Regions from separate parts of the Mus musculus genome. Here region 2 is linked to region 1. Evidence: chromatin loops called from intact Hi-C (ENCODE). Cell type or tissue: left cerebral cortex. All regions are shown on one strand.

Evidence for each region. Hi-C counts contacts between places; a loop is a spot of excess contacts. Peaks named below come from ENCODE experiments on the same cell type or tissue, not always from the same donor. Only the 100,000 strongest peaks of a DNase experiment are listed, where the experiment ranks them.
Region 2: a loop joins it to region 1, with 6 times the contacts of the local background. A loop is called at or near these places in 2 of 42 quality-filtered maps.

The regions. Positions count from the first base shown.
Region 1 is chr14:95,773,216-95,781,215 of GRCm38, reverse strand. No RefSeq gene overlaps it. Among named protein-coding and RNA genes, the nearest start is that of Spertl, 100 kb to the left of the region's middle. In left cerebral cortex, a CTCF peak has its summit at 3,545 (motif pointing right); a DNase peak (open chromatin) is centred at 3,582.
Region 2 is chr14:93,914,442-93,922,441 of GRCm38, reverse strand. No RefSeq gene overlaps it. Among named protein-coding and RNA genes, the nearest start is that of Pcdh9, 28 kb to the right of the region's middle. In left cerebral cortex, no CTCF peak of the experiment used is centred here; a DNase peak (open chromatin) is centred at 3,600.

The DNA of each region.
Region 1 (8,000 bases):
AGTGGGAGTGGGTGGGTTGGTGAGCAGGGAGGGGGGAGGTGATAGGCAGTTTTCGGAGGGGAAACTAAGAAAGGGAATAACATTTGAAATGTAAATAAAGAAAATATCAAATGAAAAACAGAATTTATACTCTGAAATTTTATCTCTCACATAGGATATCTGACTTACCCCTGTAAACATCCCATGAATATTATAATGTAGCTTGTATTTGTAGCTATGACTTTAGTCACGCTAGGAAAAGATGTTTATTCTTTTTCTTTTATAACATTAAGCATAGAACAGAGAGATCTTTAGTCAGTTATCTTGGACACTTGTATCCTTCTATCTTCAAAAGATTGAACCATTTCTAAATAACTGCTTTCAAAGAAAGACCTGTAGCTTTAAACTTCTTTATGTTTACTTTTTTCTTCAAGGAATAATCATCCAAAGTGTTCACTGCAGTCAAGTTATGGAATTTCAAGATCTCTCCCCTGTGCTGGTGGTTAGTCACGTGAACTCTAAGTCAGTTCCTGCTTCCTCCCCACATACTTTTTCATAGACATTATTTTATGTAGTGACAGTGTTCTGTTTACTGCAGAATTTTCCCTATAACTACAATGATAAATGAGAAGTCAAGTATTCTAATATTAAAATCCCTTGTATTAAACTGGGACAATAAATTGACTCAAGCATTTTGGAATGTCATACCAAACTCTCCAGACTCTGACTTTCAGTAGCTTTATCGATTTCATTGATAATTTAAATAAAACATATTTGGGCATATTTCTAGAACAGTTTCACATTCTTGGGATCTTAGAAGGATGCTGGAAGGTCAAATATCTTAATGATTGGACTTTGTTGGGCTACAATTACAAATTTTGTTGGGCTTAAATTTTGATTCTTGAAGTAGATTTATATGAACCATATATTCTTTCATAGTTACAAGATTATTTTATGAGACCTCTTAAAATACATACTTATATATATATTCCATAACATATTCAAAAACTTGTGTATGAATTTAATTATATTTATATTTGTGTATAATAAAACCCTTTTATCAAAAGGCTCCTGATTATCTCTTAGAACCACTGAATGGACAGTATGTTTTTTAAAAAGTTCCCTTTATATTATTTTGCTTCAAAGTACAAGATTTTATTTAGTAAATTACTTAGGAGATACATATTTTTCTTCAGAATGTTAGAGTTATCAGAGAAATTTGTACTGACATTAATTTAACTGACACTCTCAGTACATAACCTAGAAAGAGATTTGGAAAAATTTGTTATCCTTTGAATAGCATGTTTACCTGTCTGTGACTTTCATGGTTGTTATGTGTGCATCTAAAGAGAGCTTAACACACAGTTCCGAAGTTGTTTGTTATTAGGCTCAACAATTTTTAAGCTCTTATATATAGAAAGCAAATCACAAAGCTTCACAAGGTGCAAATCCCTGATGCACTAACTGCCCTCGTTTTACATGTGGTACATAGCTGGCATCATCGGAGCTAATAGAAGAATCTAATGCAAAAGTCTCAAATATGTCCCTGTTGCTTTATTCTTAAGATAGGAATGTTCACTTCTTCGAGACTCTGATTATTTGAGTTGCATAAAGATCAGCATGTCATAAGCATTTAAAATTCTTTTCTCTTAAAATGAATCGTGTCATTCTTCACATTTTCATTGTGGTTCCTTGTGCTCCAAATTTCTATCAGGTCGATATTCTTAAGAATTTATCTTTAGGGGATTTAAGAGTGGATAGTGTTTGAAGGGCAAATATCTGGACAAGGATATTATTCCATGTTTAAAATAATGTCTTATCACACTTTGCAAAGATAATGGGGAGGTATTATGATTCACAGACTCTCAATCCTCCTCAAAAGAGGAGTAAATTAGAAGTTCCTTAAAAGACTTTAAAATAGGCCATATTAAATTTCTATTAATGTGAGAGTGACTGGGAGCACTCACATTATGATATAAAATATTACCCACTGTGCAAAGTATATTTCTCTGGAAATATTGAAGGTTCTAATGCATACTTAATGTATTTATATGCATTTTATCTTACCCATATGGGTATAGAAATATTAAAAATAAGTAATCTCTGTAATGTTAGGAAATTATTATGCTATATAAATAATATATATATATATAAATTATATATGTGATTATATATATAAATAATCACAAGGACACAAGGAAAGGGAAACAATGTCCAAAAAGAGAAAATGAGGAGGAAGAAGAGAGGTCAAAGGAGAAAGAGAGGCAGACAGAGATGGGGAGATGAGGCAAGAGAGAAAGAGAGGGACGCTGAGAAACATAGAGATTGTCTTCATTGTTAATGTTATTCATCAATTCCCAGGACCTTAATAATTTGTAACTGAAAGCAGGTACGCAATCGCTATATATACCACAGAATTAAAAACTATCTTACAAATATTCTTTCTCAGTTAAAACAGGTTTGAAAATATTTGGTAAGGTTTCAGATTCAGAGACGATTCTATTTGTGATGTGCGAATTCCTGTGTAAGAAAGGAAACTATAGTTCTGCCTCCTGATGAAGGATCTGATATCAACGTCCTCCAAACTGAACAAGAATTCTAGTAGCGATATAAATCTGTACTGTAACTTTTTTTCTTTTTCTTTTTTTTTTTTTCTTTTGGCTATTAATAGTATCCTTTTGCATTGCCAGTTTTCTTTTATCTTTTTTTATTACCTTTTTTTTTTGGTGTTTTGTTTTGTTTTGTTTTGTTTTGTTTTGTTTTGTTTTAAATCCAGTAGTTATCCTACCTGCTCTGCCCTCCCACAGTACCTCATCCCATTCCTCCTCCCCCCTATCTCCAAGAGGATGTCACCACCCCTCCAAGACTCTGTCAGACCTCCCAGTACCTGAGGCCTCAAGTCTTTTTCAAGGATTAGGCACATCTTCTCCCACTAAGCCCAGACCAGTCCTCTGCTTTACATGTGTCAGGGGGCCTTGAAACAGTTTTTGGATGCTACCTGGTTGGTGGCTCACTATCTGAGATATCTCAGGGGTCCAGGTTAGTTTAGACTTCTGGTCTGATGAAAATTGGGTCGCCCTCCTCCTCAACTTCATCCAGCCTTTTCCTAATTCAACCAGTATTGTGACACTTTTTTAAAATGAGGTTTTATTTTTCACATATGATAGCAAAGCTATACATACATGAGTCCAGATTGTGATACCTCACACCAAGAAATAAGCCTGACATTAATATTTTGGACAAGATGATGGAAACTCATTTGAGTCTCTGATTTATCAGTCACTTTAAGTAGAATTAAACCCTACTCAACATGAGATTCATCGTGCTTTGAATTTGGGACTTTGTTTTGTTTATCATGGACAAAAAAAGCTGCTAACTCAAAAAAAAAAAAAGATTGAAGCCTATATTATCCAGAATATCTCCACATACAGCCATTGGATTCTAAGCAACTTTATAGTAAGATTTAGAACACTATATGATTATGAATAGGAAAATACTGGGATGAAAGACTATCAAGAAACATCCCTAATCTAAATTCATTTGAAAGTCAAGGACATTATGAAAAAAAAATTGTTTAGTGTAGAAGATCCAGGAGGTGGCACTCTTGTACTATCCTTCTGTTATGAAAACTTAGCATTTCTGATATTAGATTTTACCCTCCTTTTCTCTACATACACACACACACACACACACACACACACACACACACACACACACACACACACACACACAAATACACACATGCACACTCAGAAAAACACACAAAAATGTTGTTTGATGTATGTACATGAGCACATATAATTAAGTGTGCCATACACATAGCAACATTATATCCTCCAAAATAACTCACTAACTTAATATCTTGGGAGAATATGGAATTATTTCATTCAGTATTATTTGAAACATTTTCATCAGAAAACACATGGTGGATTCCTTGAGAAATTAGTGCATAAAAAAAATCATGTTTCACCGATGACTCAATACACATTTAAAGAAAAATAATTTTCTTACAGTGAATTCACATTCAAATAGAAAGAAAATGTCATTCCTTTGCACCTGTCACTCGATGGCTTTGATTATCTTGGTGATAGAGATTGAAAATCCCAGCATAGAATCTAAGAATATAGAAAGGGCATTATAATGTTCAAATTCACTGTTTATTCAAATGTGCAACAACACATGCAATACAGTACAGTTTTATATCAGAATAAAGCAAAAGGATTATGCTCTTTAATTATGGCATTAATATCCAGATAATTGAATCTTAGTTAACGAAGTAGAGTTAAGAAATGGTATTCCTGCATTACAAACCCACAGGACTGGCAAAGAATCCAAACAGAAAATAGAGCAGAAAAGTAAATCATCTGAAAAGGGAGGATTTTAGAAATAAACAGCAATAGGATTTCACATAGTTTAAAAATATAAATGCAATTTGAGTAGCTATCCTGCAGATGTGGAAAAGCACTTTAACAAAACAAAATCTAATTTCTCCTCATTACACTACATATTTCACTCATTTCAAAGTAATTTCTGTATCGTTTTCTCTTTAGGTGCATGAGGTAACAGGACGCTAACTGTGAAACACCAAGCTTTAATGTAAAAACAAGTCTAAAGTCTGCTCTTGCCTGCACCATACTAGGGAGGTGACCTTGAGTCAGTTGCTTAACCTGTCTAGAAACTGGCAGGCTCCTGAGGCAATGAGGGCACTGCCACTTGGATTACAGTCCTTGTGACAGTTGTTGTCTTTCTTCAAGTTTTGTGTTCAAGGCAGGTTTATAACGCTAAGAAGGGAACTTTAAATCATTTTCTGTTCTTGCTTTCATAATGCCTTTGTAATTCTGGTTACAAAAAAATTATTTTTCTAAATGTCTCATGTTTTCTTCCATTTTTTAATTCATTCTTCTCTCCTACAATGCATCTCATCCACAGCTCCCCCTCTCCTCTTCCCAGCCTGGATCCACCTTCCCTCTCTCCCAGATTCACTGCTCTTCTGTTTCTCTTAAGAAAATAGCAGGGCCCCCCAGTGGTATCAAACAAACTTGGTATAAAAAATGCACTAAGAGTTGGCACAAACCATCCTATAAAGGCTTGATAAAACACCCCAGTTAGAGGGAAAAGGTCCCAGAATCAGGAAAAAGAGTCACAGAGACCCACGTTCTCACTGTTAGGAGTTAATCAAACCGACAAAGCTAAAGCATGTATGCAGACAGCCTAGCACAGACCCATGTAGACTCTACAGTTGCAGCTTCATTGTCTGTGAGGTCCTATGAGCCCTGCTTAAGTGGTTCTGTGCATCCTAGTCTGCTGTTCTCTACCACTATGGCTACTACACATATGTAAATATACTCACCAAATGTAAATAGAAGCTTACTTTGTGAAATGCCAGCTTTAACCACAAAGATGAGCATGCTTCCTCTTGTGAAAACAGAAACAAAATCTGGTTAGCATCATGTCATTTTTGTGCTTGCTAAGCTAAGTTTCTGGAGAAGTCTGACATATTTTATATGATTTTTCCCCTCTCAGACATGATTTAAACTTAATTGACAATAAGTTTCATGGCCTGGAGACATTCTAGACACTTTATGGTTGCAGCTGTATGGCTTTAACATATAGATGTTTTGAATACATGTACATAATGTTTTCTGTAACTAAGTATAAGCAAAACAATTTGAAACAATTTGGAACATGAAGTAAATCCTACTAAAGTAGGAAGTAAATATTGGCACTGTTCCAGAAAGGCTATCAGCATTGAATATCCAGTCAAAAAGAATACTGAACAACGCAATAACAATTCAAAAAAAGAAAAGATGGTAGCAATAAAAGGATCATGAGCCATAGGCATTGACAATGAATGAAACACCCTTAAAGTTCACTTCCTCAATTTTTGGTAAGATAAAAAGGATTAAATATAGCATTTTGTTCTGTAACTTTTAAAACTACCATGTAATTTTAAAATTAGATCAAAGTAAATTAAATTGCCTTACTTTGAAGTTTAAAGGCGAATTGAAGCTTTTAGCAACTCTTTTGTGCATAATTGCATGAAAACTATATACATTTCATTAGGACCTTTTTTTTACTCTTACTGCTAAAATTCCTTGGCAAATAAGAACTAAAGAAAACCTTAAAGACTCACTACAATGGAATCTGACACTCCTTTGTTTTTCCTTATGTGCTACTATATATGCTTACATGTATTACTGATAGATATAGAATGTAATATTTTACTTTAAATGACATGGGAATTTGCAATTTATTAGTAAGTCTGAATTAGACTAACTTGAATAAGCAAAGATTCAATACAATAAGATAATACAGTTTCATTAAACTTTGTTAGTTTTTAAATGAAAACCATGGATGTCATACTACAGTCTTTAGATACTGCTCACTCAGCACGACTGAACACGTGTGGACAAAATTCACAGTATTATTACTCTTTCTTTAGTAGCAAATGAACTTTAGACATAACTCGTATTTAAGTTGGGAATACTAAGTTACACAACAAATCACAGCTACCATTTTTAAACTTCTTTTTAGGTTCTCAATTTTCACACAATTTTGTTGTACATATTTAGCTTATTTCATGCTCATATCTTCCTACCTCCCTCTTCTCACGTTTCATTTCATTTGTCTCCTTTGTGTCTTTAGACTGTATTGCTTCAATTCTCATCACACACATTTCTACAGACATGCACGCACATGAACACACAGACACATGCATGCACACATGTGCGTTTACACACACACACACACAAGTACACACTGTAGAACAATTTGCAGCAAAATTTGTACATATAATTATTTTTGAACAATTTCTCATGATATATCTTACACTACAGTTAATTTAAAGAGATTGCTTTGTGTCTTATTTTAAATCTGAACACTGATTATATCATTGATTTTGTATATACTGTGCGCTTATGAATGTGATTTTATATATAAGAGTATGTATTATGCCGAGATTTTTCTCTACAGAAATGGCACTGTTTCCTTTATTTAGTGTGTGGAATAGAAAGTCTTCTTAAGTAGACTGTTCTCTTTTTATATTACTGTTTTCCATACAGAGTCCCACCTCAGAGGTTAGCAAACATTCAAATAATGGGGATGCTTCAAAGTCATCTGTGAAGGGTCCCTGGGACATTGTCGTGTGTGTTTTCTGCAATGCAGTATTTTTAAAAGCCAATGTGCCTTATTCATGAGCCTGTCCATATTCTACTGTAGTAAATGCATACCAGTTTAGTAGTATTGGCTCTTGTCTCCTCTTCCTCAAATCATGCTACAATGATCACACTTACATGTTCCTGTGCTTTTGGGCTTAGGATACTTCCACGGGTGTTGTATTAATTTTGGAAAGCATGGAGTCAATTTATCATACAGAGCTTAAAAAAAAAAAAAAAAAAAAAAAACTGAAGCCAGGCAGTGGTGGCACATGCCTTTAATCCCAGCACTTGGGAGGTGGAAGCAGGCAGATTTTTGAATTTGAGGCCAGCCTGGTCTACAGAGTAAGTTCCAGGACAGCCAAGACTACACAGAGAAACCCTGTCTCAAAAAACTAAAACAAACAAACAAACAAAAAAAAAAACAAAAAAACAAAGAAAGAAAGAAAGAAAGAAAGAAAGAAAGAAAGAAAGAAAGTAAGAAATTGAGCTAATGTTAATGTTGACACACATTTCAGATTAGTAAAACATGACAACTACATTTCCTAGAGAAAGGGTAGCATATTTAGAAAATGGTGCTGAAAAACTGAATGTATGTATGTATGTATGTATGTATGTATGTATGTATGTATGTATCTATCTATCTATCTATCTATCTATCTATCTATCTATCTATCTGAATGGAACTGAATTCATAGGTCTCTCCCTGTATGAAAACCTACTCCAAAGATTTAAAGATCTTGGTTTTAGACATGAAGCTCTGCAATTACTAGTGGATAATGCAGTAAAATACTTCAAGATAAGTGAATGACAGAAGACTTTCCAAGTAGGTATGTGGTTGCTTAAGAAATAAGTCCCACAATTGAC
Region 2 (8,000 bases), 1.9 Mb after region 1:
TTATTTTTTAAATTTATAGCTTTTTATGTGTTAAGAATCTAGAGGAAATTTGCTTGACATCTATAGTATCAAGAAGCATGGAATTTATAAGAAATCCATATTTCAAATATTTTCTAAAAATAGGCATGAATTCTAAGACGTTTCCAAATATATTTAGATGGAATACAATTTCCCCAAAATCAGATGTCCTATTTATATATATGTATATATACACACTATGTATATGTATATGTATAAGTATATGTATATGTATAGTGTATATATACTGAAATCTAGTTATTTAGGACAGACTTAACGTCATGCATTTACTATTTCTTTTTAAAGTATATTCAGAGGCTCCAATTCTCAAACTTTTAAAATAATACAGTATTATTAACTATATTATCCAATGTAGTAACACAACAGAGCAGACAATTATTTCTCCTAACTGTACAATTCTCTTCCTCTCATCAGATTCTTGTTATAACTCTATCTTCTGCCTCTAAAATGTCAGCTTGTTTCAATTACACATGTAAGTGAAGCCAGGAAATGTTTGTCTTTGTATGTGTAGCTTATCTTGCTTAACATATCAGATTGCTGTAATCAAATAGGTCTTAGTCCATTGTATTGCTATAGTATATTACTATATATGTACATATACACCAAGATTATTTTGATAGAGTGCATAAACACAAAATTATTCTCTTGAGTATATTTTCATTATTTTTCATATAAAACATAATTTTAGGAATAAAAGGTTATTTCTTTCTAAGTGTAAGTCTAATAGTATTATAATGATTTTATGCATAGAAATTACTGAAGAAAACTAATTCATAGAAATAAAACTATAGCAACAATACCTTATAGTTTGCAATCTATAATTTTATATATTTTAACTTTCCTTCATACGATACAATGAGGAAGTTTTTAATAGATAATAAGGGTTAAATGATTTATTTTTTTTCCTTGAGACAGGGTTTCTCTGTGTAGCCTTGGCTGTCCTGGAACTCACTTTGTAGACCAGGCTGGCCTCAAACTCAGAAATCTGCCTGCCTTTGCTTCCCAAGTGCTGGGATTAAAGATGTGCGCCACCACGCACGGCAATTTTTATATTTTTTATATTTGCACTCTATGTTTGCGAACTTAATTTCAAATAGAACCGAAAATTTTTCATGATACTCATGCAATTTTATATATATATATATATGTGTGTGTGTGTGTGTGTGTGTGTGTGTGTGTGTGTGTGTGTATGTATGTATATGTACATGTATATATATATATATATACAATTATATATATAATGTATATATGTATATATGCAAATATAAAAAATAACTTGTAGGAATACAAATTTTTTGGCATTTCTTTTTATTTCTTATAACAGTGCCTATAAATGTTTCAAACCAATGTATAGGGGTCTAAAACTTACTAAATTTCCCCGAGATTGTTAAGACTTAAGAATTTTAATTATAAGGTTCTGAAATGATTCAATACTAATGCTCTGAAAAAAGTCTACTGAAAATAGCCAATACTGATTTTCATTTTCATGAGTGTTTATTTAATATGTATGAGGTTGCGGTTTGTACTGAATTGCATCAGGCTTCACGCATAAATATGTATTAAGCAGCTACTATATGTAAGGATACATGTTTATTGAAAATGATTTGCAGTCTAAAGTCATTCATAAAATTCAATTTGTCTGTACCCAGAATGGTTCATCCAGTAAGAACACTTGTGACCAAGCCAAAAGAATTGAGTGTGAAATAATTGTTGTCTTCATTCACCAAGTGTCTACTCTAAATACCTAGGAGCTTAGTCTGGGACATAGAATGGTAACAGTGATACAAGTACTTATTACCATAGACAACCTACTTTCATTCATGACAAAAAATAAATTCCTCTAGCAAAAATGTGATCGTGGTGCCACTCAAAATGTGAGACTGAATGTCTTACATCATTGTTTACAGTGGAAGAAAGGGAGCAAGAAGGAGAATCGGAGGAGTGATATTTTCTGTAATAGAAAGAAACTTACAATACATTATTCCAGCGACAGTCTTGCAAAGGAGGATATGGTTGTTTTCATTTTATTGCAGAGAGAATGTACAGAAATTAAGAACTGCAAGTTTTACTAATCTGTATCCTAGGAACTGTGATGGAAAGTGCTAAAAGTCCTTTGTGATTCTCACTGCTGCGATATTCTGCATTGACCTCTGCATATCATGAGATGTCAGCAAGAAATTTACACTTACAGGGTTTTGTTGGACACATTTGAGTGGTATTTCTTCCTGTTAATAATCTTTAATTGAAAATTTTTGAACAAAACAGTATTTGTACTTGCATCTATCAAGAAGCTAAAATAGAACCCTTTTTAGCTTGTTAATCAAATAATAAAATAATAAAAACCAGCCGAGTCAATATTATGAGTGTTTTTTCATCCCAGAAAGAAAGCAACGATCTTTAGTTTCTCTATACCAGGCTCTATCAGATGATATGAAGAGTAATCAACAGCCAGATATACATAAAATATAAGTGCTTTCTAATCAATTAATCTTATATTCTATACTTTAATGCTATATGCTTGTATTTTAAGCCATTCTTTTATAGAGTCAAATACTAACATAGCAAAAGCAACAACAAAAACGACAAAAACAATGGCAAAAACACACCTAAGACTCAGAGAACATGGAAAAAGAGGCGATAAAGTCTGTACAACTCAGAGGATCTGGAACTTTGCTTTAAGATTGTGTTTCCTAGATGTGTCAGAAGCTACACCTATACTAGACCTATAAAGTTTCACCAACACGACTCTCTAAAAATGAGATGAACTAGAAGTATAGACGTGGAAACCTTTAAAACTCTTGCTTTGTTTCTATAAAACATAGTGCAAAAGAAAAATGAAAATACCCATAGCCTTATCTTTTTAAACATCTAATCAAGTACATATTTAATTAACTTATTAATAACTCAGATTGATTGACACTATTCTTAGATCAAGGCTATACTTATTCATATGGAATAATATGTATAGGAAACACTTTGTTGTTTAATAGAACTGATAGCCATTTCAGAAATCTAAATCAGATAAAAAGCAAAGAACAAGGAATTGGAGAACTTCATCAATGAAACTGGACTTCATATAAATTATTAATAACATTCCTTTCTTAGAGCCATATCAGCTTTGTATGCTAGTTTTCCTTCAACTTCTTGCAGATTTTTAACCTATGGAATTTTTTCTGCCAACTTCTGGGTTTATTTATATCCTCAACACGGAGCATTTTCAGAGGTTTAAATTCCATCGTTTTACAACTCACTCTGTAAAATAGAAGTGTCTTTTATTAGTTCTAAAAAGTGTCTTTTGTGACTTTCTAGGGACAACCTCTTCAAATGTTCTCACATTGCTGAAAATATTCATCTCCATTCTCTCATAATATTTTTGAATTTATGGATTTTGTAGCATCCCTTCTTGACTTTTATTTCTCCAGGTCGAAGAGTTGTAATTTTTTTAATCTATACTTATATGAAGCATTTGTCTCCATAATTCATGCAGCCTCGAGCTTTTGTGATGAGAGAAAAATCTGCTGTTTTTGAAACTTTCAATTCAGTTGGTTGGAAGAAAGAAATGGGGGCAGACACGGAACAGACACCCACCCACTAGCTAAACTCCTCCGGACTGCGTAAGTGGTTTCCTAACCTAGCAGTTATATCACATACCTTTAAAATTACTAGAAAATACAAGTTCTAACAAGTATGCAAGGGCCTAAATATATTATTAGCATACACGGGTTCTTGTAAATTAATTCCTTCAAGAAATACACTGTGAAGGACTGGAGGTATAACTTACAGGAAGAGTACCTGCTGAGTGTGTGCCTGGCCTTGCTATTTGGCTTTTGTTTTTCCCAGTCACAACCTTCTACCCCCAAATATACACACAAATACATACACACACACACACACACACACACACACACACACACACACACACACACACACATCAGTGCACATCTTTCATCCTCTGTAATGTTGTACATACATGGTCATATGAAGATGGCACAAAGGTAGACAGAGACAATGATTATGATGTAGTAGTCCACTCTGCTTGTTTAATGTCCAAAAATGGCTAACTTAAAAATAGCAATTTATGTACTGTGATCATCATACCTGGATACTTTAAATAATAGTGCATCTAAGGCACACACAATAATACTCTGAATGACTGAGTTTCTAATCTAAAATTCTATGTAAATATTTGAAAGGGCCAAAAGTAATTCTATTACATAATCTAAATTTAGAATCCTAAGATATCTAGAACTTGACTTTTGGCTGTGTTGGATATCATTTCATCTATACCTTAGTGATCATTACATCATCTAATGACTTTGTGGCATTTTTATAAAAGTTTTCAATGTAGAATTCCTCACCTTAAGAACCGTTAGTTCTATGAGCCTTTCTTTAATTTATTTATTAGGTATTTTCTTAATTTACATTTCCAATGCTATCCCAAAAGTCCCCCATACCCTCCACCCCCAACTCCCCTACCAACCCACTCCCACTTTGGCCCTGGTGTTCCCCTGTATTGAGGCATATAAAGTTTGCAAGACCAAGGGGCCTCTCTTGCCACTGATGGCCTAATAGTCCATCTTCTGCTACATATGCAGCTAGAGACATGAGCTCTGGGGGTACTGATTAGTTTATATTGTTGTTCCACCTATAGGGTTGCAGACACCTTTAGCTCCTTGGGTACTTTCTCTAGCTCCTCCATTGAGGGCCCTGTGATCCATCCAATAGCTGACTGTGAGCATCCACTTCTGTGTTTGCTAGGCCAAAGCATAGCCTCAGAAGAGACAGCTATATCAGGGTCCTTTCAGCAAAATGTTGCTAGTGTATGCAATGGTGTCAGCATTTGGGGGCTGATTATGGGATGGATCCCCGGGTATGGCAGTCTCCTGATGGTCCTTCCTTTCCTCTCAGCTCCAAACTGTGTCTCTGTAACTCCTTCCATGGGTGTTTTGTTCCCAATTCTAAGAAGAGGCAAAGTATCCACACTTTGGTCTTCGTTCTTGAGTTTCATGTGTTTTGCAAATTGGATCTTGTATCTTGGGTATTCTAAGTCTCTGGGCTAATATCCACTTATCAGTGAGTACATATTGTGTGAGTTCTTTTGTGATTGTGTTACCTCACTCAGGATGATGCTCTCCAGGTCCATCCATTTGCCTAGGAATTTCATAAATTCATTCTTTTTAATAGCTGAGTAGTACTCCATTGTGTAAATGTACCACATTTTCTGTATCCATTCCTCTGTTGAGGGGCATCTGGGTTCTTTCCAGCTTCTGACTATTATAAATAAGGCTGCTATGAACATAGTGGAGCACGTGTTCTTCTTACCAGTTGGAACATCTTCTGGATATATGCCCAGGAGATGTATTGCGGGATACTCCGGTTTTTGTTTTTTGTTTTTTGGGGTTATTTTGTTTGTTTGGCTGTTTGGTTCGGTTTTCGTTGGGAGACTTTTAATGACTGCTTCTATTACTTTAGGGGTTATGGGATTGTTCTGAGTACATATTATACTGTGGTATTAATAAATCTTTGAATTTTGTTTAAAAAACAGGTCTAAATATGTTTCTATATAAGCAAGCCTGAAATGTTAATTATTTTATAGAAGAAAAGAGCAATGTTTCCCATTCTATACTGTGTCTCATTGTCCTAGGATTCTCAATGTTTTGAAATACCATGGTGATGTATTTCAAGTGAAGTATACAATGTAATGGTGATAAACATAAGGACTAAAGAAACATAAATTATTTTATGTATGTGCATAAATTTTACCAACTGTTTAGTTCACAGGTCCCTTTGTTTCATGCATTTGAATTCTCTTAATAGTCTATAGATTTTACTTCTCACGAGTCTCCTCATTATCTAGACACATTATAAATATCAGAAGTTTATTTTCAATGACCAATTAGAAATAGTTTAAGTAAGGAAAGTAAAAACAGTTCTAGACTCAGAAGCAATTTTATGAATCATATTATTTCTAAATCATATTATTCATACCATTTCTATCCATAAATTATATTCAAATTTAATGTTCATTTACTTTAATTCAAATATAAGATTGGTGATAATGTGTAAAGTCTACTTGTTCAGACTTCAAAAATACTATACAGGTAACTCTCTTAGTATTTTGTTTATTTTATTTGACATTGTGTTTTTCATCAAAACATTTTAATGCTTTAGTTTACTTATTCTTCTGCTATGAAGCAAAAACAAAACAAGTGAAATTTTAATAAATTATAAAAGAAAGTTACTAAAGAAGCTTTGGGAACTTTTCATTGATATTTGCTTTTAAACTCTTTCCATGGCTTATATCTTATGCTCTCTTACAGCTCAACAGTAAATAGGTAACTGATATAACTGCGGGTCTTCCAGAAGCATGAAATCAGTTATTATATATTTTCAAAACACTTGCAAAATGTAGGTATCATATATTTGTATTACACCAATACTTTTTCCTCTAAATTCTTAGGATTTATCTGGTTACTCATCTCAATTGTTTTCTCTAAAATACACTATTAGGGTTTGGTATAGAGTTCAATGGTAAACTGATTTACCAAATATTCTCAAGGTCTGAGGTTTAGGCTCCAGTATTGACAAAAAATAAGAAATAAATAATAAAACAAAAGAAATTGACATTTAAGATATTTACTATTGTATCAATGAGATAATTCTATATGGTAACTAGAAGAATATCCAAACAGTGAGTGATTAGAGAATGTATTTTCCTTGCCAACCCACAAATTACCTTCCAAAGTTTTTGGATTGCAGTAACACCAGATCGTTCTATGACTCAATAAATGTCCATAGGTCTATGCCAAGGAACTTCTTTCTGGATACCCAAAACCCATCTTGAGTGATTTTGAAAGAACTCAAGATGTTGGGATGGAGAAATAATTCATTGTTAAAATAATTGCTACTGTTATAGAGGAACTGGCTTTGGTTTCTTTCACCCACACAATAGCTTATAACCATCTAAACTTATCTATGGAATCCAATGTCCTATTCTGCTTTCATAAGCACCAGGTATGCATGAGGTACATATACATGCAGACACAACACTCATTTAATAAGTATACATTATTTTTACATAAAATAATTAATTTTTAATGAAGAAACCAACCTTACAATCTTTCTTCCTCTATGATTTTGGGCAATTGATACTCATTTAAATTTGAATACATATTATTTGTCTCATTTTATAATTGTCATTTTTATAATGGATCTAAAATATGCCTTATCCACACTAGATTAAAGGAACTAAAACTGAATAGAAGTTGGGTGTGGCTTGAGCAATTGTCATCTAGCTGAGGTGTGTATGATATCCCTTGCAGTGTTGGACAGCTCCAGAATTGGAATTCTAAACTGAACAAACTTGGAAAAACTTTTAAGGCAGAGAAATAAAGTTTTGCCTGTCTCTACTTGCCAAAGACACTAAAAATCATTTATTTTTACAAATTTTATTCAAGGCAAGAATAGTTGGATTTTTTCCTTTAAATATACAAAGTATCAGCTATATTTTTTAGGATGATGATGAATACTTCTAAAAATAATATGTTTTTTGAATTGAAATATCTTGCCTTGAAGAAAGCCTAAAGGCAAGAAAGTTTAGACACTTGAAAATCCTAAGTTTTCTAAAGCTAACTTACATCATCAACTGAGACATATGCTCTATTAAACTCTAATTATTTGCAGGCTCTTGTTAAAAGTTAGTCTCCTAAATTTTAGGGACACATTGTTTACTTTATCAGTCAAGAACAAGGATTATAATTAGGTGACTTCCAAACAATAATAGTAGTAAAATTAAGTAACTTACCAATATGGGAAATCTAGAACTAAGGCAGAATATCAATGTGAAAAGATGAAATGTTAGATAATGTATGTCTGTAGATAAAATAAACAGATGCTACCAACTTTTATCATCTTAAACATGATTTCAGTAAGGGACACTATTTTAATAACATGTTTCATAA